Linked DNA regions of Mus musculus: all the other regions are linked to region 1. Evidence: chromatin loops called from intact Hi-C (ENCODE). Cell type or tissue: heart. All regions are shown on one strand.

What was found. Hi-C counts contacts between places; a loop is a spot of excess contacts. Peaks named below come from ENCODE experiments on the same cell type or tissue, not always from the same donor. Only the 100,000 strongest peaks of a DNase experiment are listed, where the experiment ranks them.
Region 2: a loop joins it to region 1, with 2.4 times the contacts of the local background. A loop is called at or near these places in 2 of 42 quality-filtered maps.
Region 3: it touches region 1 in a loop (5-fold over the local background); 8 of 42 quality-filtered maps call a loop at or near these places.

What each region holds. Positions count from the first base shown.
Region 1 is chr11:75,162,467-75,167,466 of GRCm38, reverse strand. It overlaps Smg6 (Smg-6 homolog, nonsense mediated mRNA decay factor (C. elegans)), which reads right to left. Exons shown (of 19, transcript NM_001002764.2): 19 at 3,019-4,647. The coding sequence ends at 4,517. Hic1 (hypermethylated in cancer 1) reads left to right here. Exons shown (of 2, transcript NM_010430.2): 2 at 1-2,902. The coding sequence ends at 2,087. Among named protein-coding and RNA genes, the nearest start is that of Hic1, 5.3 kb to the left of the region's middle. In heart, CTCF peaks have their summits at 333 (motif pointing left), 1,936 (motif pointing right) and 2,637; DNase peaks (open chromatin) are centred at 66, 786, 1,916, 3,886 and 6 weaker places; H3K4me3 peaks cover 2,499 bases; H3K27ac peaks cover 2,068 bases; H3K27me3 peaks cover 4,353 bases.
Region 2 is chr11:75,097,797-75,102,796 of GRCm38, reverse strand. All of the region lies in intron 13 of Smg6 (Smg-6 homolog, nonsense mediated mRNA decay factor (C. elegans)), which reads right to left. Among named protein-coding and RNA genes, the nearest start is that of Gm51907, 31 kb to the left of the region's middle. In heart, a CTCF peak has its summit at 2,788 (motif pointing right); no DNase peak of the experiment used is centred here.
Region 3 is chr11:75,048,882-75,053,881 of GRCm38, reverse strand. Smg6 (Smg-6 homolog, nonsense mediated mRNA decay factor (C. elegans)) reads right to left here. Exons shown (of 19, transcript NM_001002764.2): 13 at 1-120. Among named protein-coding and RNA genes, the nearest start is that of Gm51907, 80 kb to the left of the region's middle. In heart, a CTCF peak has its summit at 2,097; DNase peaks (open chromatin) are centred at 1,501 and 2,011; H3K27ac peaks cover 4,271 bases.

The DNA of each region.
Region 1 (5,000 bases):
ATCAGCGCACCAAGGGCTTCTTGTGCGACGTGATCATCGTGGTGCAGAATGCCCTCTTCCGCGCGCACAAGAACGTGCTGGCGGCCAGCAGCGCCTACCTCAAGTCCCTGGTGGTGCATGACAACCTGCTAAACCTGGACCATGACATGGTGAGCCCGGCCGTGTTCCGCCTGGTGCTGGACTTCATCTACACCGGCCGCCTGACTGACAGTGTTGAGGCCGCAGCAGCAGCAGCGGTGGCCCCGGGCGCGGAGCCGAGCCTGGGCGCTGTGCTGGCTGCTGCCAGCTACCTGCAGATCCCTGACCTCGTGGCTCTGTGCAAGAAGCGCCTCAAACGCCACGGCAAGTACTGCCACCTGCGGGGAGGAGGCAGCGGCGGCGGCGGCTACGCTCCTTACGGGCGGCCCGGCCGGGGCTTGAGGGCTGCCACGCCCGTCATCCAGGCTTGCTACTCGTCCCCGGCCGGGCCACCGCCGCCGCCTGCCGCCGAGCCGCCGTCGGGCCCCGATGCAGCCGTCAACACCCACTGCGCTGAGCTATATGCTTCAGGCCCGGGCCCAGCAGCCTCACTCTGCGCCCCGGAGCGTCGCTGCTCCCCGCTTTGCGGCCTGGATCTGTCCAAGAAGAGCCCGCCAGGTTCCTCGGTCCCCGAGCGACCGCTTAGTGAGCGCGAACTGCCTCCACGCCCGGATAGCCCTCCCGGTGCGGGGCCCGCAGTCTACAAGGAGCCATCACTCGCCCTGCCCCCGCTGCCGCCTTTGCCCTTCCAAAAGCTGGAGGAGGCCGTACCGACTCCAGACCCGTTTCGAGGAAGCGGTGGCAGTCCGGGACCCGAGCCCCCCGGCCGCCCCGACGGCTCCAGCCTCCTCTACCGCTGGATGAAGCACGAGCCAGGCCTGGGTAGTTATGGCGATGAACTGGTCCGGGATCGAGGCTCCCCGGGTGAGCGCCTGGAGGAGCGCGGTGGGGATCCTGCCGCCTCACCCGGGGGCCCCCCGCTGGGCCTGGTACCCCCGCCACGCTACCCCGGGAGCCTGGACGGGCCAGGCACAGGAGCAGACGGCGACGACTATAAGAGCAGCAGCGAGGAGACCGGTAGCAGCGAAGACCCCAGCCCACCCGGCGGCCACCTGGAGGGCTACCCATGCCCGCACTTGGCTTATGGTGAGCCTGAGAGCTTTGGTGACAACCTGTACGTGTGCATCCCATGTGGCAAAGGCTTCCCCAGCTCGGAACAGCTGAATGCACACGTGGAGGCTCACGTAGAGGAAGAAGAGGCGTTATATGGCAGGGCAGAGGCTGCTGAGGTGGCTGCTGGGGCCGCCGGCCTTGGGCCCCCCTTTGGTGGCGGTGGGGACAAGGTCACTGGGGCGCCGGGCGGACTAGGAGAGCTGCTGCGGCCATACCGCTGCGCGTCCTGCGACAAGAGCTACAAGGACCCGGCCACGCTGAGGCAGCACGAGAAGACACACTGGCTGACAAGGCCCTATCCGTGTACCATCTGCGGAAAGAAGTTCACGCAACGCGGAACCATGACACGCCATATGCGCAGCCACTTGGGCCTGAAGCCCTTTGCGTGCGACGCGTGCGGCATGCGCTTCACCCGCCAGTATCGCCTCACGGAGCACATGCGCATCCACTCTGGAGAGAAGCCCTACGAGTGCCAGGTGTGCGGTGGCAAGTTTGCTCAACAGCGCAACCTCATCAGCCATATGAAGATGCACGCTGTAGGTGGCGCGGCCGGCGCGGCCGGGGCGCTGGCTGGCCTGGGGGGACTACCTGGCGTCCCTGGCCCTGACGGCAAGGGCAAGCTCGACTTCCCTGAGGGTGTCTTTGCTGTGGCCCGCCTCACAGCTGAACAGCTGAGTCTGAAGCAGCAGGACAAGGCAGCTGCTGCCGAGCTGCTGGCGCAGACCACGCACTTCCTGCACGACCCCAAGGTGGCGCTGGAGAGCCTCTACCCGCTGGCTAAATTCACTGCTGAGCTAGGACTCAGCCCAGACAAGGCGGCAGAGGTGCTGAGCCAGGGTGCGCACTTGGCCGCAGGACCGGACAGCCGAACCATCGACCGTTTCTCTCCCACCTAGAGCGCCGTCCCTCCTAGGTGCGCCCGGCGCTGCCTGACAGCCCGGGGATAACTGGTAGCAGCGGCAGCGCCGCAGTGGTGGCCCCACCTTTCTACACCTCACCTGGCCTCACTGTTTAGTGCCTTAGCCTGGGGAAGTCAGTGGGGGAAAACCCCGGGTCGGGGGTGGGATAGGGGAAGGGAGATTTATATTTTTGATATCAGCTTTGACCAAAGGAGAACCCTGCCTCTCCCTGTGGCTCATTGGCCCTCTCCCCCGGCTCCGTGCTGCTCTTGGGGGAAGGATGCCATTATTCGGACGGACGCTCCCAGCCCTACCTCCGGCCCTTGCGACCACACCCATTCTCACTGTGAATCTCCCTGCTGGGGTCGGAGCATTGGGCACAGTTGGAGAGAGGGGAGGGGACTGAGCCGGCCGGAGGGCCTCCCCGTCCCCTGCTCCTGCCCAGCCCGGGACTGATAATGTGAAGTTCCTCATTTTGCACAAGTGGCACTAGCCCCAGGGCCAACCCTTCCTTTCCTCACCACCAGGGTGGGCAGCTCTGGCGCCAGGGATGACAACCCTGACCCATCTGTCTCTGCTTCCGAGGTGTCCCCTCCTCTTCCTGGGGTCCCCGGACCATATATTTATTGCATGCGCCCTAGGTGACCCCTATCCTGAGCCCAACTTTAGCTGGGCTGGAGAGAGGTCTCCTTCCTTGGTTCCCGTTCTGTCCCTTTGTATATTCTCTACTCTGTACACAGGCTCTTCCAGAGCCGCTTCCATTTTCTATACTCAACCAAACAGCAATAAAGCAGTAACCAAGGTCCCTATAATCCTGTGGCTCTCTTCTGCCCCTGCACCACGGTGGGTGGCAAGGCCCCAACATAGGTGTACAGGCCCAAACCAGCCGCCCCTCCCCAGTCCCAAAAAATAGACCAGCAGAGGTCAATTATATTTCATAACTAAAAATTTATTAAGGAAACAAAACCAGGGTTCCAAGTGGGACAGAAAGAAGAAAGGTATTCTTCCATTCCCAATCCCCCAACCCCCAGCCAATGACCCTCACAGCCAGAGGAGGGGACCTCAAAGGAAGTAGCCTGCCTGCGCCTTACAATCAAGAGAGCTTCTGAGCTGAGTCCTGGGCACTGTCCTGGGCCTGAGAAGGGCAGAGCACCCTTGGTGAAGCACTGCTCCTCCTGAGGTGGGTTGTGTGATCCCCTGCTTAGCCTGAGACAGCCTTCTCAATCCTCCTCTACCTCTTTGCTAGACTGAAGGAATTCATTCCTGGTCGGGAGCCTCCAAGTGAGGTTGTAAACAGAGGCAGCAAAAAACAAAAACAAAAAACCTAAAAGAACCAAAACCCTCAAAGGCTAAAGGGCCCCATGTCCCCTCTTCTGGGTAAAGAAGTACAATGACAAAGCCAGAAACGGGCTCAACACCCTGGCACCTCTACCTTGGGGTTCAGCTCTCCCAGCTAGGAGACTTCTCAGAGGTGTGACGGGTTGGGAAGGAAGGACAGCTGGGAAGGCTTTATTTGGTTCCTGTCACAGGTGGTAGGGGTAAGATTCAGAACGAGAAGTCCCACAAGGAACTGAGGGGAGGAAGTTTAGGGGGTTTGGGGTGATGAAAGGGGCCAACTAGAAAAGGAAGGCAGCAAAGAAGAGTCTGAGGAAATTTCCCCAAGAGGGTACTGCAGTGAAAGGAAGGCCAAGGATGGGAGCATGTGCTGGTGGAGGGCCACTCAGGACGCACGGGCCCAAGACCAGATGGCCCTTCCCTTAGGCCCATGACTGCCCAAAAGGAAAACAAGGGCAAAGTGCAAGATGTGGACAGGAAGAGAAACATGTGCACATGTGCTGTGTGAGTGCGTGCGTGTGTGTTGAAGGGCGAGGGCTGCTGTTGCTGTTACAGACAGAAGTCAGCGTGGGTCCACAGGGCATCTGGGCCTCAGGGAGATGGAGACACCTGGGCACCCTTCCTGACAGCTGAAGCCTCTCAGACATTCAGGACAGAGACTGTGCAGACTGAGGGGTTGATCAGTTTCCTTGCATCTAATGGAAACTTTAGAATCTCTGCCCCTTACCACTACAGAGTGGCTGGGTCCTCGGGGTGAGTAGGCCTCCCTCCAGCCCTGGGACCAGATAGAGGGAAAAAGGGTGGGAGCTTGGTGGCCTACTCGGCTTGTCCACCTGTTGTCACTGTAGCCAGTCACCTCCCTGCTAAATCTTGGCAGCCCAGGAGGGTCCCAGCAGTTTCCGCCTGACCCTTGGGAGGGCTCTGTGAGGAGCGGCTCCCCCACAGCACGGCCACGGCGTGAGGTTGGAAGAGGATGGTTTATTGTCTGGGTGGATTGGTAGCTCAGGCACGTGGACATCTTCCGTGTTACACTGGGCGCCTGGCGGCCTCTCAGGAATGGCTCCATGGGGGTGGGCCCCAGTGTGGTCCCCTCAGCCCACCTGGGCCCACGTAAGGAAGGCTGGGATGTCCCTCACAGGCACATTCCTTGTCAGCGCCTTTACACGAAGGTTCCGATCATCGGTCAGCAACACCACCTCCCGTAACAGGCGGATTGGCTCCTCTGTTGGCACAGAAATCAGATGGGCTCAGCTGAGGATAGAAGTGTCAAATACAATCTCCTGTCTTGGGGAGAATGTGGTTGTGGAGGGGCAAGTTCTTTCCAGGCTCAGAGCACCATTCCCCTGATGCTTAGAGGGTCAAGCTAGGTAGGAGCTGTGCTGGGGCTATGAACTCCTCACACGGGACTCTTGTGCCTGGTGCCTGAGAGTACTCAAACTGCAGACCTGTCTTCCAAAGACTCAGAACTAATAGGAAGCAGACTCCTAACTATACCCCTGGCCCTAGATTCCTATTAACTGCCCTCACCCTCATTCTAACAAAGTCTCTCCTTCTAAAGGTGGGATGTGTGTGTTA
Region 2 (5,000 bases), 65 kb after region 1:
CATCCTCAAGAACTCAGGGAAGTACCACTTAGAAAGCTGTGAGAGTAAAGGAGGCAGCTGAAAGGATCGGACATGAGTTGATTGACAAGTGACTACTGGTCTGAAACATACTTACTCCCCAACTGAGGGACTGCATTTTGGCACTGGCTCTTCCTCCTACCTCTAATTCTGCTCATAGTCTTCTTGGAAGTGGAGCAGACAGGGAAACAGCCCAGCATTTGTCTAGAGGGAGAAGTTCCCCTCTTACTCAGCTGAGTACTGCTCTCAGCGCTCCTCCACAGAGGAGCATAGCAATAGTTTTAACAACCGTTCTCTGCTCTGAAACAGTACCAAAGTTAAGCCAGCAGAAAAATAAGGGTGTAGGTCTTGGATGGAGTCTATCTGTTGTTTTATTTTGTTGAGGTGGGTGTGCCAATCCATTTTTTAACTTTATTCACACTTATAGTTGCTTTATAATCATTTCCTGAGAACACAGTAGGAAGAGAGTGGTATTTACTCACTCCACCCTCCATCTAAGTCTACCCCCAAACAATCCAAATATGTGCTTTAAACCAAGAAGAGGCCATCCTCTTGCCTTTGGCAGCCCTGAAGGCCAGACATTACTAGCACTCCTGTGAACAGCTCAAGGCTCCACCCATAGCAGACTACACATGCTAAAACCCAAGAGGAGTATTATTCCAACACAATCGCCCGGGAGGGGAGAGCTGAGTAGCTGGGGTGGAGTGGTTGGGACACTTGTAAGGTCTCACACCAGAACACCCAAGTGGTAGCATAGGCATTTTGGTAACGTGGCGACAGATGAACTTCAGTGTGGGAAAAGCTAAATGCTATAATAAAAAAAGCTATCTCTGCATATGGAGAGAGAAGGTGGGTTTACAGATGCTAGGGTGGCAAGGTGAAGTCATCTTTTAGGGACCTGGCTAGCTGTCAGGCTGGAAATACATAGGACATTCATTTTCTTTGTTTTATTTGTTCTGGATTTTGGTTTGTTTGTTTGTATGGAGACAGGGTTTCTCTGTGTAGCCCTGGCTGTCTTGGAACTTGTTATGTAGACCAGACTGGCCTCTAACTCAGAGATCCATCTACCTGTCTTCTGAAAGCTGGCATTAAAGATTTGAGCCACCAAGCTGGATAACATTCAGTTTCTTTACAGGAGAAGCAGATGCATGTGGTTATGGGAGACAGAACACAGGAGTCCCACTACTGTCTAAACTGGAAGGAGGACTTCTTTGCAGCAGTTAGAAGAAAGCATAGGTGGAACACACAACAAACCCACTGCTTCTGGCTATCCAAGGCCTTTTGAAAGCACCTTCTTCCTGCTGTGTTTGATAGCCTTTGGGCACTGGTTAGTTTTCCTGTTTACTCTCTTGAGAACATGGATAGTTCTCCCCTAGGAGTGGGACTTGCTTGGGAGAGGTGTGGTTGGGACACTGCTGTAAGACCTGGAAAGGGACAGCTCTTTCAAGCTACTGTTCAAGCCTTTTGTGTGTGTGTGATACCAGGGACTGAACTGAGCCCAGGGCCTTGCATGCAAGGCAAATGCTCTGCTGCTGAGCTGCATACCTAGCCTTTTCTTTTTGTTGTTGCAATTTTTATTGCTTTTTTTTTTTTTGAGACAGAGGCTTGAAACAGACTGGAAGACTTAATACTGTTAAGATGACAAATCTATCCAATGTAATCTATATTTTTAATTTAGCCTTACTCAAACCACAATGAATGCCACTCCAACCCTTGACAGAGAGGATCTCACTAATTAGCACTGCCTTAAAGTTATCACTGTGCTGATATGCAGATCAAGCTGGTTGTGAATCCTTGGCAATCCCTCTGCCTCAACCTTCTACATGCTAAGTATGACTAAAGGTAAGTCCCACCAGGCCTGGCTACAATGTCAGTGTTTACCAAAGAAAAACAGTATTTTCTAAAGTTCATGTGTGATCTCAAGGGACCCCAAATAATCTTGAAAAATAACACAAGCTGGAGGCTGAAGCTTCCTAATTTTGAAATGGACTAGCTACAATAAACTACTATATACACTACCCGATGACATATAAGCAGTGAAGCAGGGGTCTCAGAGATAAACCCTCATATGTATATGTATGGCCACTTTTTTTTTTTCCAAGACAGGGTTTCTCTGTGTATACCCTACCTGCCCTAAAACTCATCCTGTAGACCAGGTTGGCCTAAAACCTAGAGATCTGCCTGCTTTTGCCTCCTAATGCTGAAGTTAAAGGTGTATGCCACTACTGTTGGCTTTAAAAAGTAATTTTATATGAAAAGAGGCTAGAAAAAGCCATGAGCAACTTCTATAAAACATCAAGAAAAGAAGAGGACATTTGTCCTACTAGACTTTGTGTTGTATTAGACTTACTATGTAGCCCAGCCTGAACCTTCTTAGGAAGCCATTGGACTCACAATCTTCTTGCCCCAGGCTTCTGACTGCTGGGGTTGTAGGTACACACATTACACCACTTTGCTTGACTGCCTTACTTGTTTGAAAGACTTCAGAACTAGGATGGTGGCACTTATCAGTGAAATACAACTGAAAACTAAGAAACTAACCCACATGTAGGAACATCTAATTTACAAAACAATTCCAAATGAAACAGATATGAATGTATATAGTAAAACTTTTACTTCCTTTAGTTTTGGAGGTGCTAGGGATGGAACACATTGCATGTGCTAGGCAAGCAAAGCACTTTACCACTGAACTGGCATCCTCAGTTGTTTTTTTTTTGTTTTTGTTTTTTTAAAAATAAGTACACTGTAGCTATCTTCAGACACACCAGAAGAGGGCATCAGCTCTCATTACAGGTGGTTGTGAGCCACCATGTGGTTGCTGGGATTTGAACTCAGGACCTTTAGAAGAACAAGTTAGTGCTCTTACCCACTGAGTCATCTCACCAGCCCTGGCATTCTCAGTTAAAACTACAAGTTTTAGCAGACAAACGTGCTTCCTTATGACTTCAGATCTGGTAAGGCTTCTTTTTGTCCCATATGAAACTGTAATTATCCTTGATAATATCTTAACCTAACAGCAAAGTGATTAAAGGGCACAGCGCTGGAGAAACAGCTCAGTGGTTAAGAGCTCTGGCTGCCCTTCCAGAGAACCCAGGTTTGATTCTCAGCTCCCACATGGTTGATCACAAACATCTATACCTCCAGTACTAGGGGCTCTAAAGCCCTCTTCTGACTTCTCTGGTACCAGCATACATGTGGTATACAGACATACATGTAGCCAAAATATTTATACATATAAAATTAAAACAGTAAAATTTTAAAACAAACCAAAAAAGATTTAAATGAATTAAAAAACAAAAAATCAAGCCAGCCATTGTGGCTCGAGCCTATAACCATGGAACCTGTAACTTGGAAGGTGGAGGTGAGGGGTTCAGAGTTTACTCATCTTCAGTGACATAACAAGTTAGAGGCCAGCCAGGGTTTCTGGAGGCTCTATCTTAAAAACAAAAACAAAGCCAAACAAACACACACACACACACACACACACACACACACAAAAATCAAACCCCAAACAACTACCACAACCAACCAACCAAAAAATAAAAAGGTCAGAAAGTGTAGGGCAGAGATAAACCATAAAATTATAGGCTTAGGCTTATCAGGGTAACTGTTTTTTTTCTATACAATATAAATTTAAACATATTTGCAATGACTATATTTCATTGGCCTTGTTTTAATTAAAATTGTCTTCTTAGGAGGGCAGTGGTGGCCCATGCATTTAATTCCAGGTCTTAGCAGGTAGATCTCTGTGAATTCGAGACCAGCTTAGTCTACAGGGCAAGTCCCAGGACAGCCAGGGCTATACACAGAAACCTTAGCTTGAAAAACAAGCAAACCAAACCAAATTAACCAATCAACCAACCAACCAACCAACCAACCAACCAACCAACCAATCATTCCAAAAGCCAGCCAAACAAACAATCCCTCTCACCAACAAAACAAAATTGTCTTCTCACAGAAAATTTCTAACATACTCAAACAGATGGACTGATAATAAACACAATTAATGAATGAATTTGTATTATTTTGTTTTGTTTTTGGCAGTACTGGGAATCAAATCTAGGAACTTGTATGTTAGATCAGTAATCTAACATTGGACCAATATTCTCTATTTGAGGAACACTTCCCAATTTCTTTGAAACAAGTTCTCTCATTGGTCTGCAGCTCTATATGTAGAATGGACTGGTTGAGCAGGAAACCTCTTGTCTCTGGCTCTCCAGTGCTGTAATTGTAACCACGAGCCATCACTCCTACCCTTTTAAAGTACAAGGAACATGGGATTTCATGCATTTGTAGGTAGCAAGCTCTAACTGGGCATGGTCACTAAAAAAAGCTAAGAAATTTCTGATACGCGTACATACAACCTACCAACCCTTTTTTCTCAGTACCTTCCTTCCCTTACTCATAGACACTGTTTCCTTATACTGCCCAAGCCAATCAAAAATTCCTAGGCCAAAATGTTATTTTTACCATTCCCAGGAAGTTGGGACTACAGGTGCCCACCAAGATGTCTTTTTTTTTTTTTTAAAGCGTGCATGTGTGTGTATACACATTTCATATATATGGGTACACGTACCGTGAAGTAAATGAGGAGGTCAGTTTTTAAAGACAGATGTATTATTTATGTGAGTATACTGCAGCTGTCTTCAGACACACCAGAAGAGGGCATTGGATCCCACTACAGATGGTCGTGAGCCACCATGTGGTTGCTGGGAATCAAACTGAGGACCTCTGGAAGACAAGTCAGTGCTCTTAACCACTGAGCCAGCTCTCCAGCCCTGCATAGGAATGTTTTGCCTGTTACACATCTGGTGCCTGCAGAGGCCAGAAGAGGGTGTTGCATCCACTGAGACTAGACTTACTGGTGTTGTGACTCACCATTTCAGTGCTGTCAACTGAACCTGGGATTTCTGGAGGCCTGTACTCAGCTGCTAAGGCATCTTTCCAGTCCCTCCACCTTGTTGTTGGAGATATGATCTCTT
Region 3 (5,000 bases), 110 kb after region 1:
TCCAGGATAAGCAGGGTGAGGTCATCATCTGGGTCCTTGTACAGTGGCACCTCAGACTGATTGACTGCAGTCAGTATGTTACAGAAATCAGCTAGTGTTGACCAGACATCCACAGCAACCCTGTGAGAAACAAGACAAGAAAAGAAGAACGGTTCTAAAGAGGTCGGTGAAAGTGTTCTTCCTGCTCTGGGAATGGAAAGGGACTTGCAACAAAAGCTGTAAGGCTGGCTGGCAGCTCCCAAGAAATATTATCAAAAATGTAATATTAAGTTGTGCCCATAGCTACCATCTATGTGTGTGTACTCTCTATGTAAAGGTGAAATTGATCGGGGGACTTTTAATCCTAACCAGAGAGAAAGAAAAAGAATTTGGAGAACCAGTTGCCTAATGCTGGTTCTGTCACCTTTCCAGACAGTATGATGAGACACTTTAAACAGTCTAGATACCCAGTGCCTACGGCAGCTCTCAGAAGTCCCTGCTCTTGCATAGTCAAGTATATACCACACAGACAGAAACTGGGCACTAGCCTCTCTCCTTCAGCCACAGGCACACAGGGAGTAGTCACACTGTGTAGTCACGTAGGCTTCCCTCTTAGAAATACTTTATAAAGTAATTCTCTATATGTAAGCAGTAAAATGAATACATGTCCAAGAAAATCCCCCTTCCTGTCTTGCCAAAGTCTGCTCTGGAAGGGAAAGCTTCTTGCTCATTTCAATGCTATCTTGGCTGTCCCACGCCTTCTTCCTTCTCTCACTTGTACATTAGACACAGGATGACTAACCATCCTGGGACTGTCCAAGTTTTAGCACTAAAATTTTCACATCTCTTAAGTCCCCTAGTCCAACACAGACCAGGATGCTTGGTCAGCCAGTCCCACATCATCGGGTTCTGGATAAACCTGAGAAGAAAACTAAAACTACAAAATCTCTCTCTCTACTTAAAACTCCAAGGTAGAATTATAGAAAGAAGGTTCATTTAGTTCATACCATCACCTATTGTGGCTCAGACTGTTTGGTGGGTGCTAAACATCACCTAAACTTTGCCTGCCTAAGTGAACCTCAATTGTAATTGTATCCAATGGTTGCCAAGTTTACAGACTTGATTTTCTCCTCCAGAAAAGCTTCTAACCCAGGAGATGGAATAGCATCTACCCTCTAGATGCTAAGATGTTAGAAATACTATAAAAAACAAATAGAAAACAAAACAACAAGAAAACTCCACAGGAAAGACTGAGTACGAAGAAACTCTATGCCAATAAGTTCTAAGGGTCCCCTGAAATCTCCCAGGGGTACTGTCCATGAGCCTACAGGGTAGGCTGAGACCTATGCCATTAAACCCCCAACTCCCATTCCAAGATGACAGGAAAGAGGGCATTCCAGGAATTGCCACTGAGAGCCATGGGGACTCCCTCCCTCACCAGCTCCAGGTGGAAGGAGGCTGAGGTGGTTTATTTACTGAGATCACTACACTAGGAAAAGGCAATGAAATGAAACATCTTGTTTTCAAGAGCGTCCTGGGAACCAGGCGGAACATGGTCCCATTAATCATACAACGGCACATAATCAACACACGTGTACTGCAGAACCAAGTCACTTCCCAGGCTTTGCCTAGCAAGAAGAACACGTTTGGGAAGAATCACCAGGGGGATGCAGGTTTTCTAAAGCCCTCTGCATGGACACCAACAACCAGACTCATTCACAAAGCTCCATCTTTTGGCTCAGCTGAGTTTGGCTGTCAGAAATGTTTAAATATGGAAAAAAATAAACAGTTGCAACACGTTTTTCTGTGCAGAAATCTGCCTGGGCTCCTCTGTGATGTAATGGGAAACGCGGCACTCAGGCTACCAGCTGTAGAATAAACAGAACTTTGAGGGTTAAAAGGAACTGAACTTTCCACGACCCCATCTGCAGAGAAGAAAATAATAAGAGGAATGATGCACTGCCCCACAGCTCTGATAGTTTATCCTCCGGTCCGGCTGCAGAGACAAGCACCGGATGTGATAGGGCTGCTCAGGGCTGCCTCTGAGGTTAGTGCTGCCCATGGGAGACACACAGGGAGGCTCTTCCAGTTCCCTGCTTCCTCCCCCAGTGCCCTGCTGGCCACTTGAGCCCACTGCCTGAGTCTGATCCCACAGCGTGGTGAGCTTTGGCCAACAGGCACTGCTTGGCTGCAGAGCAGCAATTTGGAAAATAAACAGGAAAAACGCCAGTAAGAAGGAAGAAGGTGAAAAGTCTCCCATCTGAATTCTTGGCTTGGAGGTCATGGTTGGTGCTAAACAGGTCAAGGCTGCTTGAGGACATAGTTAGGGATGAGGGTGTAGGCAGTAGTATCCCCAGCCAGAGAGAGGCGGCAGAAAATCACCCACAGTTTCCTCAGTGGGAGGCCCCACATCCCTCTCATCCTCCCACCCTTACCATCTTGGATCCAAGAAGAAGAAATATGTGGTACCATGTGGTTCTCATTACCATGCTCTCCTGTCCCCTAAGGCTCAGATAAAGCAAACTGACTCCTCCCAGAGACTGCTGCTCATCACTAGGGACTCCTGCCCACCTCTATCTTTTGCCCATTACTACTCACCTTGTGCCAAAACCTTATGACACACTGCAGTGATAAGGTAGATGAGAGTTCTTACCCTGTTGATTTTGTAAGACAGCAGCTGGGGCCAAAAGACATGGGAAGTGCCCTGAGTTCCCAAGTCAGAAATATAAATAAAAGCAGTCCAAGGGTCAAGCTAGACTGATCAGAATCAAGGAGATATAAAAAATGCTTCAATGAAAAGTCACTCCAATCAGGTCAGCCTGATCTTGTTGGTACCCATGGGCCAACCTGTGACAAAGGTATGGGAAATAAGAATCAAGAAACTAACGACGACGACGATGATGACGAGGAGGAGGAGGAGGAGGAGGAGGAGGAGGAGGAGGAGGAGGAGGAGGAGGAGGAGGAGGAGGAGAAAGAGATGTTCTCCAAAAACCCAGGTGAGAGGCCTGAACTGAAAAGCTAATATCTGCGAGAGGATGATGTAAGGGTTGAGAGGTCAATTCCATGCGTGAACAGTTTCCTGTTTAAGCAGAAGGGGGACGTCTTGAATTTTTTCCCCATGTTTCTTTCTTATCCTAATAAGAAGCGCCATTTAACCTTCACCTCATAGCAGCCCTTGAAGCCTTAGGAGTCCAGGTTGATGGAAGGGCACAAAGTAAAATCCTTGTGGCTATGAAGAGCTTGAAGATACTTGAGAACATGTGGGGTTCAGTCAAGCCCCTCTGCCACCCATTCCTATCTAGCTTTTTGCTGAGGAGACCGAAGGTTATAGGTGGGTAGAAGGGTATGAAGAGCCTCACTCTGTAGTCCAGGCTGCCTTGGAACTCACCATGTAGCCCTGACTGGCTTCAAAGCCTCAGTGATCCTGACTGCTGGGATCACAGGTATATGGTCCTATGCTTGGCTTAGACAAATCCTTCTGGCTTCTTCTGGTTCAACTTGTATTTGAAGAATGTACCAGAGCCTACAAAATCTCACTAAAGTTAGGGTACACTCTTCACCAAGCAGACACAAATCAGCCTGAGAATATGAAACTGTATTCAATAAACCCATTTATGGCTCCCAGAATGGCGACAATGAAGTCTCTCAGAAGCTGGGGTGTGATTAGTGTTCAGGGATCAGCAGTTGCAAAGTGACCCACTAGCCCAACCTCGAAGAACACACCACACACTAGGAAAGCAGAGCTCTGGCTGTAGTCTGAATGCCAGATCCTAGCCTGAGACAGACCAGCAATGACTAGTTAGAGGTATGCACTCAGTACCAAGGTTCACTACAGACATGCATTCACTTACTCCACCAGCAAGGGGTGGGGTGGGGGAAGAGTTAATTTACTTTTTATTGCCTCAGAATTCCAAGGTTTAATGTAGCTGTCAGTTTGAGTGCAGTGCAGCTGCTGGCCGATACAATGCAGCCCAGGCCAGCCCAGGTGACTGGGGAAACACATTTCACAGAAATGAACCAACACACACTCTTGGCTGGTTGTTTGGAGGATATTGACTTGGGGAATCAGATTAACCCTTCAGGCTAGGGTTAGTTCTGCAAATAGCATTAGAAAGCTATTCAGTCCAGGGAATTGAGAAGCTTGTTCTCTAGTGAGCCCACAGTTTTTTGTGTTTCTATAGTTCTCACAGGTGATGCTATACAGCTATGTGCCCTGCAAGACTGAGGTGTGGAACATATGAGACATGGTATACCACAGTCATCATCTCCTTGTCTGAAATGCGGAAAGAGAGAAAGGTCTGCTATCTGCCAGGGAAAGTCAGGTAGAACTGTTTCCAGAGCTCCAACAGACAGGATTAAGGAATGGCAAAAGGTTGGAATGGTCTGACCAGGGCTCAGTCTGTCTTTCTAGAAAGACCAAGGAAGACTAAGCATTCACACACTTCTTCATATTTTTACTGGGGGAATAGGCTGACTGGTGATTAATATCAAGTACAATGACCCCATGTTACAAGCCTGCAGGGGCCTGTGGAGGTGGCCGTTTCCTGTGTAATACCAGCTTGTTTAAACACTAACATTCAAACTCCACAGCTGCAGAACAAACCCGGAAAGAGGTGAGTGAGAAGAAGCCCTGCATTGTGTTTCAGAGCTATGGAAGATCAGAGAGGTTGTACAGATGGGAAACAAGTTGGGTTTTGGGTTCCTGGGGTGAAGAAATCTGGAAACAGCCAAGGTGGTATAGAAAGTAGGTACAAGGAAGCTAAAAGCCCAGTGAGCACAAATTCATGGGAAAGGCAAAAAACAATCAAACAAATGTTCAATGGCATATATTATCTGCTTAAAAAAATGTATTTCCCTTTGGGAACCCAACTCTCTGGATCTATAGACAACATTAATCCCTGGTTGCCCTGGAACATTTCTTACTTAACTGCAGGAAAATGGCAGGGTATAAGCAGCTAGTTGCAGAAATGGTTCTAAACCTAACAAGTCTAGTGGTGCTACAAGAATAATATCTTAGGCAT